Linked DNA regions of Mus musculus: region 1 is linked to region 2. Evidence: chromatin loops called from intact Hi-C (ENCODE). Cell type or tissue: left cerebral cortex. All regions are shown on one strand. Each heading gives the region's core, and the rest is flanking DNA. Links, peaks and the distances in the headings are about the cores only. Region 1 holds the start of Lurap1l (leucine rich adaptor protein 1-like). Region 2 has its middle 200 kb from the start of Lurap1l.

Region 1 (9,613 bases), core at 682-8,681, 200 kb after region 2:
CTGATTCCTGAGTTGTCCTCAGTCTTTCTCACACATGCAAGCTCGGACATTAGTTTGTGGAAGGTTTTCAAGTTATATGTTTACCTTCTATGAGCTTCTAGCAAAGTGACATTAGAGCTGCTGTCAATGCAAGAGCCACTCATTATGCAAGTATGTCTCATAAGATTTAATTATTATGAGCAGAGACTAAAAGAAAGGCCACCGAGGGACTGCCCCACCTGGGGATACATCCCACATGCAGACACCAAACCCAAACACTATTAATGATGCCAAGAAGTGCTTGCTGACAGGATCCTGATACAGCTGTCTCCTGAGAGGCTCTGCCAGATCCTGACCAATACAGATGCAGATGCTTACAGCCAACCATTGGACTGAGCACAGGGAACCCAGTGGAGGAGTTGGGGAAAGGAATGAAGGAGCTGAAGGGGCCTTATCTGGCATCAGTGGGAGTGATGCCTCAATGTAGAGGAATACTAGGGTGATGAGGTGGGTGGGAGAGCACCCTCATAGAAGCAGGGGGAGGAGGATGGGATAGGGAGTTTGCAGTGGGGAAACCAGAAAAGGGGAAAACATTTGAAATGTAAACAAATAAAGTATCCAAATTAAAAAAAGGAAGATTTACTTATTACATTCAAAATACTAACATTAAATGCCCATAAAGACAGAAGCAGCTACTGCTGGGTACTAACTGTCCTCCATGTCTTTATCCCTAGGTTAAGCCCTTAATTTACATGGTTGCCAGGGTCACCTTATGAGTCAGGAGGGCTTATCCTCATGAGTCACACCCACAGCCAGGCTCCCCTGTCTCAAATGTAGCATCTGGCGCCCGCTGACATGTTGGTTTGTAATCATTCTCTGGCCAAATTATATTCCTATTTTATCTTTTCAACCATCTTGAGAACTCATTAAGGAAAATGTCTCCACTTCCCAGCTTCTACCTAGAGGCAACCAAGTCATAAAAATCTCCGTGCCTACACTGAAGTGTACCCAAAGCCAAGTGTGAAGCTAGTAAAATTAAAACTTGCTTTTAAGGGAATTTTGAAGGTTTTTTTTTTTTTATTACAAAAATAAAGACACCATTTAAAATAGGGAGGGGGCATAGTAAAAAAAAAAATTATTAAGACCAGTATCCATAAAAGTCAAGCAGAAATCTATTTTCAAGATTTTTCAAACATTTTAATTTGTGATCTGGTATCATTTATGATTTTTTTCTTTCAAAAAATTTAGATTTACTTATTATGCGTTTGAGTGTTTTGCCTGCATGTATGTATGTGGGTGTAGGGAACTGAACCAGGGCTCTCTGCAGAAATAGCAAGTGCTCTAAACTGCTGAGCCACCTCTTGAACCACTTTTTCTCCCATATGTATATCTGTGTCTAGTCCAAGGCACAGATTGACAACGAGCTGCAGTGTGTGATATGTTGTAGTAACAAAGTCTAAGTCACTAGCTTCAGATTTCTATTCTCACACATATAGAAGTCTGCAAACTATGGCTCCAGATATGGAAGTCAGGACCCAGGGTTTTCATGTCAGCTTTCACAGTGGCTCCAGCCTACCTGAAGATGTCAAGGGTCTGCACCTCTGAGAGCCCTGACTGGGATCCACGTGGTCACTTCCTCTCCTACTCCACAGCAGGACATTGATTTCGTAACTAATACTGGTCTAGGAAGGTAACCTCAGGACCATGCATTAGGTCCCTTGTAACTTCAATCTCCTATGGTCTGCTGATTGCCCCTATTATCTTCTTCATGTCGAATTTGCCACAGAGTAAATCTAGGAAAATGGTTTTCATTCTCAAGCTACAAGTATAATACAGACATTTTGAAGTAGTTTAACAACATTTTGAATAACTCATAAAGAAAGAGTATGTTTTAAGCTAGATTACTAAATATTTAAACAAAATTTGATAGAACTGATCTATACTTACTGGAAGAAGATTTCTGATATTATTAGATTATAAAATATAGTCATATATAATGAAATCCTCATCTTAAGAAAATTGTTTAAAATGAATCTTTGTATATAATGTGGGAAGAAAACACCAAGGAAGTCTCTTAAAGATAATACTTATTGTTGTATGTGTGTATGATATGTTTGAGGTCAATGGCATGTACCATTGTGTGTGTGTGTGTGTGTGTGTGTGTGTGTAGACCAGAGGACTACTGCTAGGGATAGTCACCTACTTTTCACATGTAGGATCCAAACTCGAATTCAGATTGCCAGGCCTGGCATCAAGTGCCTTTGCACACAGAGCCATTACAAAAACCCCAATATTGACTTTTTAAAAGGAAGACATTTTGTTCTTGTTCCCTAAGGTCAAAGGCAGGACTCTCTCTCACACACACACACACACACACACACACACACACACACGATTACTGACTGATAAATGAATACACATTCACAACAACCCCTGCCACATATCCCAAGGGCTTGTTCTGTGAGTTTCTTATCATTTTATGAGGTAAAATGCTAAGCTATCACAGATTTACAAGGGCTAAACTATATTTTTAAAAGAAAATTCCGGAATACAGACCAGTGTGGGTAAAAAGCACAGTACATAAAGTCAGGTGCCATAAGTTCAAATGATAATTTTATTCACTAATTAACTGTGTGGCCTTACCCTGTATTCTCAACCCATCTCTATGCTAAGGCAAAAGGTCTCTTTCCAAGTATGAATGAAAATACCTCCTTGCTGTAGTCTAATCTGAGGTGCAAATGATACGACACACATTACAATGAGCTGAGAAGTAATGACCAAATGCTATTGGGCAGATTTTGGTTTATCATCTATATATTTTGTTGTGTTGTGTTTTTGGTTTTGGGTTTTTTTTTTTTTTTTTTTTTTTTTTTTTTTTTTTTTTTTTTTTTTTTATGACAGGGTCTCACTGGGTAGCCCTGGCTGTCCTGGAACTCTCAGAAGTCTGCTTGCATCTGCCTCCCAGGAGCTGCCAACCCTCACAGGCTTCTTGGGTAAATTTTGTATTAGAAGCTCAGTACCTACTCCAGTTTCAAAATAAATTTCACATGCAATTCTACATTTCTCTCTTGTAATTTTCCTAAAGTCAAAATCAGAACTGTTTGTATCAACATTTTTGTTACTTCCCCAAAACATTCTAAACTTAGATTTTTACCTTTTGTATCAAATTATGCTTACAAATGTCTTTATTCATATTTTCCTTACCCATGACACTATTTGAATTGTTAAGTAGGGTTTCAACATTAAGGAGTTTGGCCAGAAACAGCTTCTTACCCCACTTCAGTGTCTTTACCCACCTTTCTGCCTTTCAAACCACCTTCTAGATTTCTAAAAGCAATGACTACAACATTTACAGACAAGGTTAAAAGATGGTATCCATGGAAGCATAAACGGGGATGACAGAGGGCTGAAGGGATGTTTCAGAGGTGTTCCATGGGAAATGTGCTTGCCTCATAAGCATGAGGACCAGAGCTAGGGTTCCTAGCCTTCTCACAAACACCAAATGCATTCCTGAAATCCAGTGAACAAGCTGGCTAGCTAGACTAGACAAGTGGACGACGGATGCCTCAATACATAAGATGGAGACGGATGGAGGAAGGCACGTGATGTCAACCTACACGCATGTGCGTGCAGATGTGCATAGCTAAAATGAATATGCCTCCTCTGCCTCCTAAATGAAGCCAGTGTTGGAAAGATTTACTCAATGGAGACTTTTATTAGAACACAGAGTTTACCCCAAAGCATGGATCATGACATGCATTTTTCTTAGTCTACAGACATTGAGACGACACAGATTCATTAGTTTGTTGTGATTGTCCACTTGTCCTTTTAGAAATTAATACCAGAGTGCTGGAGAGATGGCTAGGCAGCTATGAGCACTTGTCGCTCTTTCATAGGACCTGTGTTCACTTCCAGCACCAGTATGGTAGCTCACAACTGTCTATAATTCCAGTTCTGGTGCACACAGCACTGTTTTCTGGCCTTTGAGGACACCAGGTGTGAATGCAGGGTACAAACATTCACTCAGAGAAACCATTCATACATGTAAAATAAAAATAATTAAAAAAAAAACCCTGATACATCATGATCATCATAAATAGCAAGATATATCTGAAAGAATTTTTTATCAACTTGGACATTTTCATTAGGAAAAATAGATGTATGGCAGACAGTCTTACTTGAAAATGACCAATTTTCCTTATCCTATAGAATTCAATACTACAAATAAAAGTCAAATAAGCATAAGAGATTTGAAAGCTCTTAATGGACACATTCATTGATTGAAAAGGTTTGTTGTTGCTGTGGTTGTTGTTTGTTTGTTTACATTCCTGTATTTAGTTTGTGAGGTATACACACATGTGCACGTGACACTACGGTGCTTGTGTGGAGGTCAGAGAGCAACTTGTGCGAGCTGATTCTCCATATGAATCCTGGGTATCAAACTCAGGTCATCCCACTTAGGAGTTAGCATCTTTACATCCTCTGAGGCCCGCGGTTCTCAACCTTTCTGATGCGTCCAACCTCATGTTGTGGTGATCCTAAACTATAAAATTATTTCGTTCCTATTTAATAACTGTAATTTTGTTTCAATGCAATCTATCTGATATGTGATGGGGTCTGGACCCACCTCTTCCTAGACCAGTAGTAACTTTGAACTTGGTAGATGTTTCAGATGCTCAGAGTCTAAGAAATCTCACCTCCTTTATTTTTTTATTGCATATTTCAGACCTCAATACTTACTAAGACATGGTAACTATGTAATAAATATTTGTAGTGATTAACATGTATTTAGGCAGCGAAATATGAATAATAATAAAAATAATTTGCAATGCACAAAGTATATTATACATATATACATATTCAGTTACATGTAGAAATATACATATATTTCAATATGTGGAACCTTTTCAAGTGGTAAGCTACTACGGGAGACATAAAGGCTTCAAGTAGACCAGGTTTAGAGGTCTAGCGAGGGTCTTTAAAGTGATATTCTATAGTCTTTTAATAGGTCATGATCTCTGAAGACTGTCATTTGGCTTGGAATTTATCTCTGAGGTCTCCCTATCACAGAAAATAAAAATGGAAGGAATCTTAGATGTGAACCCCCAGCAGGCTACTTTTGTAGGAAGCCCTTCAACACTCCCCCTCCCCCTGTTGAAATTTTCCTCCTCTCTAAGTTGGTAGAAAATGTAATTGGTTTGTGGCCATTTGCTTCAAAAGGCTTAGAAAGAGATAATTTCTTCCAATCAGCTCATCATTGTAAAGATCACAAACTGAGATCTGTAAAGGCCAAGACTCGCCCAAGAGCTCAAGGCAAATGAATGAATGCTTTAGTGTAAACACATCCGGAATAACGAGTCTTAGACCTACTTGACCCATTGTCCTAATCCGAGGTTCACAGAAATGGTAGAGAAAACAAGTGCTGATTGAGAACTAGAGGAAAGGGTAGGAGGCAGTCATTAGCAAATCCCTGGGCTGGGGTCACCTGCTCTCCAGGATCAAAACAGTGAAACAAGCCATTCACAAGCACATCAAGGGCGAGGAGCCATTGTTTTCAGAACCAGCTGTGGCGAATCTACTGAACAGTGGCCTTGGGACAGCTGCAGCTGCTGCAAGGGGAGGGTGGAGGAGAGCAAACTACAGCAGGCTGCAAGGACCCCGCCGCGCCACCTCCCGGCCAGCTGGGAGGCATTTCTGCGCTAAGTGCATTGGACTAAACCACCCTTTGAACCAAGGCAAAACATAAACGGCTCACAGCAGGCCCAGATCCGCGCAGTAACTGCCGGCCTTTAGCAGGCTAGTGCGGGAGAATCCGCGGCTGGCAGCTGCAGAGTGGTGCGCAGGGAGTAGCTCTATCAGAAAGTAGAGCCGAATGAGCTGCCAGGGCACCCCGTGACCGAGCAAAGTCCTCAGGGTTCAAGCTTAGCTGTAGCCGAGTCCAGAGGCGCGCTCCCGCACACCTCCTCCCAGCTTCTCCCCCCCCCCCCCCCCCCGCTCCTGTGCCACCCTCTCGGGTCCCAGGCCCCGGGTCCCCAAGTCGCCTCTGACGCATCACACTCACCATCTCCTGTCTGAGGATGTGCAGTTTGGTCTCTAACCTCTCCAGGGCGCTGGGGTGGCTACGTCGTGGAGAGCCAGAGGCAGGGGAGGATGACGACGAGGAGGACACGGAGGGCGCAAAGCTGCTGCAGCTACTGCTGCTGCTGCAGCTCCCACCAACCCCGCTGGGGTCCGCAGCCCCTTCCCGAGGCGCCAGCTCCTCCCCGCGCAGCGAGCGCGCTAGGCTCTCGGGCACTTTGCGCCCCAGCTTCAGCTCGATGTCTCTGAGGTCTGGCAGCGGGCTGTCTTCCATGACTCTTTGCGAGGGGCGACACTGACAGTAAAGGCAGAGGGCGCGAGGAGGCGGCGGCGGCGGCCTGGCGGACTCCGGAGCTCAGTACTGGGCTCCTCTGGCCGGGCCTGAGTCCCCGCGGTCGCCCGTGCGCTCCATGCCCCGGGCGCAGTCGGCAGATCTGCACCCGGCTGCAGTTTCAGGCTCTGCCGCTCCACAGCCAGCAAGATTAGCCAGATCGCTTCATTCCTTTCCTAGCTGGCCACTCCACCGCCAAGTTGAGTTAATTGATACTGCAGAGAAGAAGGGCAAAAGCTAGTACGTTATACCGAGAGACCCAAGAGAGAAATGGAACCTGCTCGATGCGGGGAAATTCCCATTTCAAACTGTCCATTCACATCCCAGCGCGGTTCACGGTGCCCATCTGGTATTACACCACACAGAATAACGAGGTGGCCACACTCCCGGGTCGTTTCATTTTCCAGCCATATGTCGCCAAGGATCAGACTATCTTAGACGGTCAGGAAAAAAAAAAAAAAATCTGATCAATGAAAGAAGTGGGTTCGTCCTGTGTGTAGGCGGTGTAGGCGCATTTTAGAAAGAAAAAAGAAAAAGACACGGTTAGCTTAGCTGGGGTTCAAGGGCTTCCTGGTTGCTGCAGCAGTGTCCTTTCCTTTTAGTCGGTCTCATCCAAGTCATTGTGTTCCTCCGAGCCTCGGAAACTTTAAACTCGACTGGCAGGTGGACCAAAGCAGAGCCAACCCCTGTACCGTATGTCACAGACAAGAAGGGCAGCAAAATCTTCCCAACCCTGATGTTAAGAAACTGAAATGCAAATCCTGCCTCAGCTGAGCATACCCATATTAGGTTACTAAGTTAAAAGTTGCCCTGCTGAAGTCCCCTGACAGCTACAACCTGTAGAACACATTTTTAACATTAGAGGCAGAAGAATGGCTAAATTTTATGTCGTTTTCCACCCCCCCCCCCAACTTTCCTAAAAGCCAATTACACATAGCATTAGAATTCTTGCCCAATAACTCCACAAAGAACGGAGAAATTCAATCGATAAATAGTTCAGTGAAGTTGAACAAATTTTTATGTACTATTTGATTCGCAAAATATTCAGTATTATTAATGTGTTTGATGTTAAAAAATGCATTTAAGCCGTGCAGTGGTGGCACACGCCTTTAATCCCAGCACTTAGAGGCAGAGGCAGAGGCAGAGGCAGAGGCAGAGGCAGAGGCAGAGGCAGAGGCAGAGGCAGAGGCAGAGGCAGAGGCAAGTGGATTTCTGAGTTCGAGGCCAGCCTGGTCTACAGAGTGAGTTCCAAGACAGCTACATCTATACAGAGAAACCCTGTCTCAAAAATTAAAAAAAAAATGCATTTAAACAATAAAAATTTTAAGAAAAAAATGGTTCAGTGAAAATGTACAAGAAGATATAATTGTGTTGCCAATATTCCAGCATACTACCCCAAGCAGAAATGAAGAACAGAATAACCAGAGCATGTATGTGTTTGTATATATATATATAAATACTGAGGGGGCAGGAGAATTTTAAATGGAAGAAATTGCTGAAGCATTCCTCTTTAATTATGGAAGAAAAACTCTGAGAGTAACTAGTGAAATCATACTTGTTTTCTTTGATAATTTCTATATAATTTGCTGCTATTTAGGAAGAACCACAACTTTGTAAACCATTAATCTAGAATACATCTACCAAGTAAATCAGCAACAAGTACATAGATTATAAGATTGCTTGAACATTGTATTTGTGTCAGTGAGAGTTGAGAATAGTATTTTCAACCCACCAAACTATAATTTTAGGTTTCCATTGAAGTATTTCCAATACTTTTTGTCTGGGACCTACTCATTTGTGTCCTCTGTTCCTCTGGCCTCCTTTCCCATTCAGCTTTTCCATTCCAAACAACATAGATAAATGGAGTTTGGAGTTTGTTCATGTCATCTTCACATCCAAGAAACCTTAAAAGGAGAAAAAGCAGAGACTTTCTGAAGGAAATATCTCATGGCAGGGAAAACGTTGCTGAAATTGTCTTGTCAATAAGCCAGACCTTTGCATGTGTTAAAACTGTTTTTAAAAGGAAAAAAGGAAAAAAAAATTAAATGTTGTAAGTTAGGTGGCTCATTTCAAAATCAGAACTACCATTTATGGAATCAAAGAGGGACCAACTTAAATCGCAACTCTCCCATAAAACTGCATGCATTGTTTGAAAGCTGGCAAACCACAAGTTCATTGCATGAGGATTGCACTGTGGCATGTAATTATGGACGCTTCTCATTTGAGTCACGGACAGCTTTTTATTATAAACTGTACAAAGTCCAATTCAGAGCTGAATGCAAAGTAAACCCCAAGGATTCAATACCTAGTTAGATCTTCGTTGGACAAGTCATTTTCCAGTTATCATCAGTGAAGTGCCTATCTGTAACTAAGACAGAAGTTGACCTTATAATAAAAAGAGTATGATGGCCGGGTGGTGGAGGAAGATCCCTTAAATCCCAGCACTCAGGAGGGAGAGGCAGGAAGATCTTGGAGCTGGAGGCCAGCCTGGTCTCCAGAGCAAATTCCAGGACTGCCGGATATACACTAAGAAATCCTGTTTGGAAACAAACAAACAAGTAGATTGCATATAGTTAACATTTTGTTCTTGTGAAATGTAAAACACATTTAAGCATTTAAAGAAAATCTTCGTTATGTTGTTTTTAAAGTGTTCTTTATGATGTCTTATGATATATTTGTTTAAAATGGAAATGTTTTGAATGCCAGTTTGGGGAACAATTTAGAACTATAATCCTTACTAGGCCTAAAATAGAATATGGTAGACTTTTCTTCTCTGTGGTTTGATATGATGATATTTCTCATTCCAAATTTCTGAAAATTGGATTTTTTAAGTTTTAGTCTTGAGTACATTTTCTGTTCATCTTCAAGATGTATATATATGTATCTCTGAGGAAATGTATGAGAGGGTTGGCCAGTAGCCCGTGCCTTGATGTGGGAAATAAGACATAAGCTGCCATAGTGAGATCTAGATGGGCAGTGGGCAGGATATAGCGTCCCCAGCAGTGCAAGAGGGAAACCAGGGAGAAGAAAGCAGACAAGGAGAGACACACCCTGACCACACTCTTTTAACGGCTCCCTGCCCATTCCTACTTATCCAGTGCAGTGCTTGCCAGTGCACTGTGTTTACCCAGGCCTAATGTCCTGAAACAGAACTGTAAAAACATTGGGTTTGTGTGTGGCAGTTTTTACGCTTTAGTAGGTGATAGGTCTGGGGACTGCATTGGT
Region 2 (9,613 bases), core at 1,055-9,054:
ACTGGAATTCTGAAGAATAAGAAGACTCTAATACCAGTGAAGGAATGGACTTGCGGACAAAGTGAGAATAAAAAGGCAAAGAGCAAAGCTTCTTCTTCCATGTCCTTATATTGGCTCTCAGAAGAAGGAGTGACCCAGATTAAAGGTGTGTCTTCCCACCTCAAGATCTGGATTAAAGGCACATGTCTTCCTAACTCAAACCTCCAGAGTATGAATGGTTCTTCCTATTTCAAATTAAGGGAAAAAAAAGTTCCTCTCATGTGTGTCCTCCATTTCTGGGTTTAAGTTCCAGAGGTAGTCAAATTGGCAGTCAAGAATATCAAACAAAACAAGTTACATGAATAATGCTCAAAATAATTTTGTTAAATGAAATTAAGCAAAGTCAAATTTGGCTATTGTAAGAATCAAATGAGAAAAAGTAAACTTTCAGAAGAGACGTGAGCAACATGTCAGTCACCATTCCTTCTGCATTTTCATCCTTCCTGGCAGCTTTGAAATGGCTCATGACAAGTGTCTGAAAAAGGATGAAACTTTATTTCTCTGCAACACTGAGTTTGTCTGCCCCCCACACACCCCAAGAATGAACAAACTCATCTGCAGAATGCTGAGATAACTCAGGAGCACACCAAGCCTGGTAAACAGCAGCTGCTTTATTCTGGAAACTAGAAAGAGCAAATGGTCCTGCCACTTCCTGGTGGTTTCTGCGCGTTATGTGCCCCGTGAGCATCTTCCCACAGAGACTGCTAACGTTCTGTTCTTCCTGATGCCACTTTCTACAACATCATCTGTCAGACCAGTGAGCAACTGACATATTGTATCAAATCATTCACGGGATTCTTGGCAGTATGAAATATTTCAATTCTGTCAACGCTGAAGAGTCCTCCCTCCGTGAAGTATATGGCCTGGAAGGGACAGTTATGAAGACAATCTTTACATGTTGAAATGTGAAATCTTTTAAGAGATGCCCAGGTTCAGCTGAGCCATGTATTAGGATGGGTCAATTGCTGAGACTCTTTATGCTCATTTCCCACACATCTGTCCTGCTCCGTGGTTTCACTCAGTTCTCTGTTCAACACTGCCTTCTAAAGTGACTTCTTCTATAGATAGGTGGATAGTGGCTACCAGTCATTCTCTATTATCAAAGTCCTTTGTCCCATATGATTTCAGAACATTGTTTAATGTTTTATTATTCCCCTTCACTGAAAAGTCATGTGTGTTGGTGGGGCAGGGATTGATCATAGTCAAATCTCCAGGGCATAGAACATCTGTAAATATAACTGGTATGTCAAATTTTGTTGAATAATGGAGTTGGAATGAACTATGAATTTTAGCATTTAGCTCCATCGTGTATGGTACATATTGAATGCTATCTCCAATTACATTTTAAGTGAAAAATCTGCGCCCATGAATCTTTGTAAGTAAGCTGTTTCAAGCCGAACTGATGCCAGCTTCTGTTGTCATTGATGAAGTTTACCTTTCAGTTCGAGCTATTGCTTATTATCTCTCACTGAGTAGGACTGTTGGGGTCACTACAGGGCTAAACGGGAGATACCGAAGAACATGATGTCTATATCCTGGTGCCTGGGTAGTACTGGATTCTCCACTTTTTTTTTTTTAAAGAGATGGTTTCTCTTTACTCTTATTTCACTCTTTACTATAAACAGGTCAAATTACATTTGAAATTAAAATGTTTAAAATCATGTTAAGAAGTTGACATTAATGTATATATACCATATGTGTCTCTTGTGTGAATACGTACAGAAGGCTAGCTGGAGTCAGTTTGGGCACAAAGACCCTGTCACATCCAGTCATGAGACTGTGTCTAGAAGTCTGTGCTTCACAGATGAGATTTAATACTAACTTACTGCACATCCCCCCAACACACACACACACACAAAATCAGAGGAAAGACAAAGTAGAGAAGCACTCTGAACATAATATTGAAACATGAAGTATTTTGTTACAGACCAGTTGGTAGAAATCAAAATGAGTAGTTAATAGGCAATAGCAGAAATAATGGGGGTTTGAGACCTTTAGGACCACAATGCCGATAATCATATCTGCAGTCATGAATGCAAAAAGAGGTGAGAGATAAGTGAGTGGATGGTTGTTCTTGGTTTTGTAATGGATAGATTTTGAAAAGATAAACCCCATAAAAACAAACACGTACAGATACAAATATATTTTCATGCTTATGAAAGCACTTTAATTCATCTATAAGTATAACAGGTATATATTAATAAAAATAATAATACCAAGCTACGAATTTTGTGAGCTATAATAATGACTGACTTATAAGAAATTCTCACATGAATTAATTCAATGAACATGGTGGTAATAACCAATCACTTTGTGAATGGATTTAAAACTGGCTCCAGAAAATGAAACCTCATTCTATAATCAATCCAAGCATCTATGGCTAGCCAGGTCTCACTCATGTCCTAGAGAGAACCTACTACTACCATGCTGCTAAATAATCATAGTGTTTAACCAACTCCTAATGACTTATCATTATACATAGATCAATGTATCTGCTAACCCTCACTGAGAAACTTCTATTTGTAGTAGATAGTGATTAGTAGAGACAACCACTGGCAAAGGTGAAGAGACCAAGAGACAGCAGTATTTTTAGCCCTAAAGGTAACATAGACACCACAACCCTACTCCCAAGGATTACTGCAGAAAGAGGGACAGAAAGGCTGTATGAGCCAGAGATGGATGACCGCAAGGAAAAGAGTATCTTCTGGGCACAGCTGGGCAGCTACACATATGCACTCAGGAATTTTAACAGCATGCACGAAACCTGTGCAAACCCAGATCAAGTCCCAGTGTGAAAAATGGAGTTCTCCATTCCTCTCACTCCTAGCCATGGAGTGTTGGTAATGATTAGCTCCTGAGAAAGGGAGAGACTGTTTTCCCTAAGTGTTCAAACTAACACACTGCAGTGTGGGTTGGGCGGGGGAAGCCATAATTTTTTGGCAGCACAAATTGGTCTTGAATACTTAAAAGAAAAACAAAAAACAGGACACAAATTTGGGTGAGTAGTTAGGGAAAGGGGTGGATTTCAGAAGAGTTGAGGGAAGAAGGCCTGAATATAATCAAAATGGTGTCAAAGAACTAATAGGAATTAATATTGGAAAAAATGTACATGTGCAAAATTGAAATATCAAATATAACCAGCCAGAAGTACCAATTGACAGAATTTTACCAGGCAAACTCCCATACCCCTCCACACACCACTGTGTGTGCACAGCCTGCATATTTGTGTATGTGTAAGTTCAATATTATAAGTATATTTGATATATTTTAACTCTGATAATACATGTTTTGAAAATATTACTAAAATAAAATTTGTGGATTTTTACTTCACTACTCCCTGTGTTTTGGATTATAATTTTAAAAGGAAAACTTTTAAAAATGTTATTTTTAAATTGTTCTTTTCTTCAGTCTCTTGCTAATGAGTTGCTAAGAGTTGCTAATCCAACTCTTGGTAATGCTTACAATGCCAACTACTTGGAGACAGCGTGATATCGGGATAAAGGTGTCATCAGACCTATTTCCCCCACTCCTAGCCATGGAGTTGCTGGCAATTATTAGCCAATCTTTACTCAAAGTTGGGAGATCAAGAGAATGAGCACTTCCTGAAGAAGGTTCACTGGGGTTCCTACCAGCACCAGAGATGGGAAGGGACAATTACATTCTTCAAAGAGAATTGCATTGCCATGGCTCAAAGTGCCAATGAGATTTCATAGGTTTCCTGAGAAGAACAAAGCTTATGTGTTATCATCCCAGTTTGCCGCTGCTGTCATTAACACCATGACCAAATAAAAACTTGGGTAAGACAGAGTGTATTTCATCTAACAATCCCTACGTCATAGTCCATCATTGAGGGAAGTCAGAGCAGAAACACAGTATAGGAATCTGGAGGCCAAAACTGGACCAAAATCAGAGACCATGATGGAACACCACTTACTGCCTTGTTCCCCATGGCTTGCTCATCTTGCTTTCTTATATAACTTAGGACCACTTGATAAGGGATAGCACCATGCACAGTAGGCTAGTCTCTTCCACATCAACCATCATGAAGAAAATGCTCACAGTTATACCAACAGGCTAATCTGACGGAGGCGGTTCCTCCAAGGAGGCACCTCCTTTCCAGCTGATACTAGTTTGCATCAAGCTGACAACAAGTACCCAGCATGGCTGCACTTTGTCGGCACACTGACACGCATCAGCACATACATGCAGAAGCACCAATATCCCAAAATTCCTCTGGATACAGAAAGTTGAAATGAGACTTCTTCTTCTGTTGTCTTGTGTAAAGATCTCATACCATAGTACAAACTGACCTCAAGCTTGAGGCAATGCCCCTGCCTTAGCTTTCTAAGTGCTGAGAGCAGATGCATGAATTACTAAACTTCTCTGAGATGAAACTTACACATATGCATTCAGGTAGTATTACCAAAGTTAGAATGCTCTAAAGGTTAATAGGCAATTTTAATTTAGGACTTTTATGCCTGGCATTTTGGTCTAGGACTGCTTTGTCCTATTTGATAACTGTTAGCTACCCAGGGCTACTAAAGATGTGTTAAGTATATTATTTTATATTTTGGGTGTTGAATGGATACTTGTATCTATGTATTTATACATATGTGCTATGTTTGTGGAAACCAGAGGGCAGGATTGATTCCTCTGAAACTGTAGTGCAGACAGTTGTGAGCAGCCATGTGAGTGCCGGAACCTGAACCTGGGCCCTCTACAGAGTATCCAGTGCACTTAACCATAACATAAATGCAGAGGACCTAGCTCAGACCCATGCAGACTCTGTGATTGTCACTTCAGTGTTTGTGAATCCCTATGAGCCTTGCTTAGTTAATTCTGAGGGCTGTGTTCTGCTGATGTCCTTGACCCCTTTGGCTTCTAGAATCCTTCCTCCCTCTCTTCTGCAGGGTTCTCCCTGACTCTGCCTAGTATTTGGCTGTGATTCTAGGCATCTGCTCCCATCAGTTGCTGATGAAGCCTCTCTATTGATGATTGGCCTAGGCACACATCTGTGAATATAGCAAGATATCATTAGGAATCATTCCATTTACTTTGATTTTTTTTCTTTCAGTCATGTTAGTTTTATCCTAGATCTCTGCCTGTTGAGCCTGAGGTACCTGGCCATCCAGGGACTGTTAGGCATGGACACTCTCTTGTCATGTGAACATCAAGTTAGACTAGTCATTTCTGGTTGGTCATTCCCACAAGTTCTATGCTACCAAGGTAATATTATTCCTATGCCATCATTTCATTTTTCATGGAACACAATGCTCATATTCTTTTTATCCCTGATCTAAGTGCTATAGATGCGTTATCTTATTGAACAAGTTATAGATTTGGACAGTCTATAAAAAATTGTCAGAATAAATATACAACTCAATAGAATAAAAATTTTCAAAATCATTGAAGCTATTGAACATATTTAATATATTGATCAATAACTGTGATGTAATTAAAAATGAAAGTAGTAGCTAAGAGAATAGAAGATAATTATTAGGTAAAATACAAGGAGGAAAGATGTGTCCTAACAGAAGGGTTAAAAAGTCAAGTTCTCTTTTTACAGAAATACTCTGAAAAACAGTTTTCTGGAGTGTTCACCAGGGACAAATGTCACATAAAATAGCCTACTCATGTCATTATGGAATAGAACACAGGGATGAGAGGTGATGATTACAGAGTGCCCTCTTCAATCAGAAGTTGGATAAAAAAAAACCACAGATCAGGTACGAATTCCATGTCATTTGAAAAAGAGAACCAGGTAATGCAAGAATTCCAGAGGAGGGCAGCAAAGCTAAGACAGTGGGAATGACTCAGGCTGAAGGAACAGAGAAACCCGTTCAACAAAGTGCTTTTCAGATCCTTTCTGGCCTGGAGGACTCCCCTGTTGTGATTTGCTTTGCTAGAATAAGAATATGTGGAATCACACCCAATTACCAGATTCTCTTGGTATTTATTTCCATTTGAAATGTGCATCGTAAGGCACAGGGATGTGGCATTTGACTTCAAGAAGTGATGCTCGGCTTCAATTGCTTATACCTGGACAATATAAATTAAAGTAGACTAACAGTTGCATCCATGATTGTATTGTTTCTCCTTGTTTGTATTTTCATAAGGGAATGATATGAAGTTATGGCTGGCAAGCTAAAATGTGTGCTTATTGGAATATACTCATTGGTCGGCATGATTGGGATGTTTATACTAATAAATACAAAAGGTTTAAGAATAATTGGGCTTTTAAAAATATGTAATCTATGTTCTAATTTGTTACAAGAGACTGGTTGGAGTTGGGAGCAAAAGTGATGGCAAAGAGAAAGGGGTGTCAGGCCTGTGGGACCATGCTACCAGACAGGAAGAAGAACTGGTAAGGCTGAGCAAGCTCAAACATGGAGAATCTCAGAGATTTGAGAATGGCAGGAATAGAGCCACTTCCTATCTCTGTACTTGCTCCAGAACACACAACCAGGAGACACAACTGAGAGAACCATGGGCAGTCAGTCACTTAGCATAGCACCTGGAATTCTTCTTCATGCTAATGAGGCATCTAGGTAGCCCTAGCCTTCAGCCAATGGCCTTCGATTCCTGGATATTCTCATTCCTTTCCCCCAAGATGTATAGAATCCCTGGTTACCCTGAGTAAAGTGTGTGCTCCAACATCCACCCCAAATAAAGCAATATGAACAAGCAAGGGTCATCTCAGAGAGCTACTTCATTAAAGATCACCACAGGAAGCCCTTTGTCGAAAAGAGCCAGGCCTATGACTCCCAAAAGTAGCTTTGCTCTTCTCCCACCTCTCCTGGTACTGGTCACTCTCTTCCAATCAGACTGGATCCCTGCTTGTCTCCGGCTCTGCCTCCTCCTTCCTGACTGGTGTGCACATGCCCTAAGGAGAAGTATAGATCTAAATCTCTGTTCCTGACTCCCTCTCTAGGCAGTACACCAGGGATGTACTGCCTAAGGGAAACACGGGTTGTCTACTTTCTCTTCTGGTCTCTGCTCTGCCTTCTTCCCATCAGCGGAATCTGGGCAGAGAGGCAGAACACAGTATAACAAATGGGGGCGGGATGGGGGGGGCACATTTAACTTAGTTCTCAATTTAACCATTAAGTCCTATTAGTTTGAGTGACGGCATGCTTTCTTTAGAGTTAACTCATGAAACTAATTTTAGTTAAAAGGCTGTTTCCCTCTACCTACAATTTCTAACGGGAAGATTCCTTGAGTAGTCAATGTGCACTTTTTAAATATTATGTTTGTGCGTTGCTATCAAACTAAAAGTGCTATGTATAGAACTATAAAAACAGTGGGTGGCATAAAACCTGAATGTCTTAACATGCTATAAGCTCATCAGTGTCTATACATTTTTACAGTGGCTATACATTTGTCATTGTATATTTACTTTTTTGATTAACTGAAAATTCAGTCAAAAATCTACTCTTTCAAATGAAATTTGTAAAATAGGAGGAAATATTTTAAAAAGACAACAGAGAATATACTGAGAATGTCTTTTTTTTAAAAATATTTTTATTACATATTTTCCTCAATTACATTTCCAATGCTATCCCAAAAGTCCCCCATACCCTCCCCTCCCACTTCCCTACCCACCCATTCCCATTTTTTTGGCCCTGGCATTCCCCTGTACTAGGGCATATACAGTTTGGGTGTCCAATGGGCCTCTCTTTCCAGTGATGGCCGACTAGGCCAGCTTTTGATAAATATGCAGCTAGAGTCAAGAGCTCCGGGGTATTGGTTAGTTCATAATGTTGTTCCACCTATAGGGTTGCAGATCCCTTTAGCTCCTTGGGTACTTTCTCTAGCTCCTCCATTGTGGGCCCTGTGATCCATCCAATAGCTGACTGTGAGCATCCACTTCTGTGTTTGCTAGGCCCCGGCATAGTCTCACAAGAGACAGCTACATCTGGGTCCTTTCAACAAAATCTTGCTAGTGTATGTAATGGTGTCAGCGTTTGGAAGCTGATTATGGGGTGGATCCCTGGATATGGCAGTCTCTACATGGTCCATCTTTCGTCTCAGCTCCAAACTTTGTCTCTGTAACTCCTTCCATGGGTGTTTTGTTCCCAATTCTAAGGAGGGGCATAGTGTCCACACTTCAGTCTTCATTCTTCTTGAGTTTCATGTGTTTAGCAAATTGTATCTTATATCTTGGGTATCCTAGGTTTGGGGCTAATATCCACTTATCAGTGAGTACATATTGTGTGAGTTCCTTTGTGAATGTGTTACCTCGCTCAGGATGATGCCCTCCAGGTCCATCCATTTGGCTAGGAATTTCATAAATTCATTCTTTTTAATAGCTGAGTAGTACTCCATTGTGTAGATGTACCACATTTTCTGTATCCATTCCTCTGTTGAGGGGCATCTGGGTTCTTTCCAGCTTCTGGCTATTATAATTAAGGCTGCTATGAACATAGTGGAGCATGTGTCCTTCTTACCGGTTGGGACATCTTCTGGATATATGCCCAGGAGAGATATTGCTGGATCCTCCGGTAGTACTATGTCCAATTTTCTGAGGAACCGCCAGACTGATTTCCAAAGTGGTTGTACAAGCCTGCAATCTCACCAACAATGGAGGAGTGTTCCTCTTTCTCCACATCCTTGCCTACTACTGAGAATCTCTTATTGTGGATTCTGATCTCACCAGGCATGTAGTTTATCCTTGAACTCCAAATTCATTTTCCAGAGTTTTATTTTTGTCTTGCTCACTGGTGTAAGCTGCCCACGACTTACTGTATTTGGGGCTCTTCCCAGGTCCTCTGTGTCTTCTCCAGCCGTTTCTTTCAACCTAAACTAGCCTCGCACCTCCTTTTGAAATGCTGCCTGTTTTTAAGATCTAGAATGGCTATGTGGCATTCTCCTTTTACTATGTGACTCAGTCTAAAAATTCAAATTTTTCTGAAAATTTGAATTGATCTGCATATCCATTCATCGCTGTGCTCCTAGAACATGGATATGGCTATTGCATCAGGGTGTCTAGTTTGAAGATTTTTAAAGTTTCAGTAGAAACTGATATACTTTACATATATTTCATCAATGTGCCTAATAGGATTTTCATCAAAAGTCTCAAACACTTTAGGAATTATCTTATATTTTAGTGGGTGGTTTGAGGATCTATTTTTTGACTTTCCATGTGCCTAGTGAGTGAAGAAAGGTTTGAACCAGAGCAGCCATGGCAATAACAATGTGACGTGTCTGTGTCAGAAGAATATGAGATCGGGTTTGAGCCTTGTTTTTCTCAAGTGTAAATTGGAAACATGCAACCTGTATGTTAGGTCATAAAGCAGGCCCAGAAAATGACAGAGTTGATGGCAATGACTAGACCCCCTCCTGGAGCTGGGTTTTGCTAGGCTGAAACCTCACCTGAGCTAGATTTTGCTAGGAAACAGAAACTTAAAGTATTTCTCAAAAGCCCATAACAGCTGGCTGCACACTGCTAACTGCCACTGTCAGCACCTCATCGGTCTGAAGAAGTCCCAAAGCCAGCCACCTGGCTGATTCAGCTTTTGTGCAGCCTCTCCCAGCTACACACTCTTATAAAACCTATCCAGTTTTTGTAACAGCT

Evidence for each region. A loop is a pair of places that touch in the nucleus more often than their neighbours do. Peaks named below come from ENCODE experiments on the same cell type or tissue, not always from the same donor. Only the 100,000 strongest peaks of a DNase experiment are listed, where the experiment ranks them.
Region 1: it touches region 2 in a loop (3-fold over the local background); 1 of 42 quality-filtered maps calls a loop at or near these places.

The regions. Positions count from the first base shown.
Region 1 is chr4:80,908,073-80,917,685 of GRCm38, reverse strand. It overlaps Lurap1l (leucine rich adaptor protein 1-like), which reads right to left and starts at 7,000. Exons shown (of 2, transcript NM_026821.5): 1 at 6,041-7,000. The coding sequence starts at 6,331. In left cerebral cortex, for the core only: CTCF peaks have their summits at 5,650 (motif pointing left) and 6,539; DNase peaks (open chromatin) are centred at 5,690, 6,311, 6,444, 7,030 and 3 more places; H3K4me3 peaks cover 2,955 bases; H3K27ac peaks cover 2,188 bases.
Region 2 is chr4:81,107,729-81,117,341 of GRCm38, reverse strand. No RefSeq gene overlaps it. Among named protein-coding and RNA genes, the nearest start is that of Lurap1l, 200 kb to the right of the region's middle. In left cerebral cortex, for the core only: a CTCF peak has its summit at 5,808 (motif pointing right); DNase peaks (open chromatin) are centred at 5,840 and 8,789.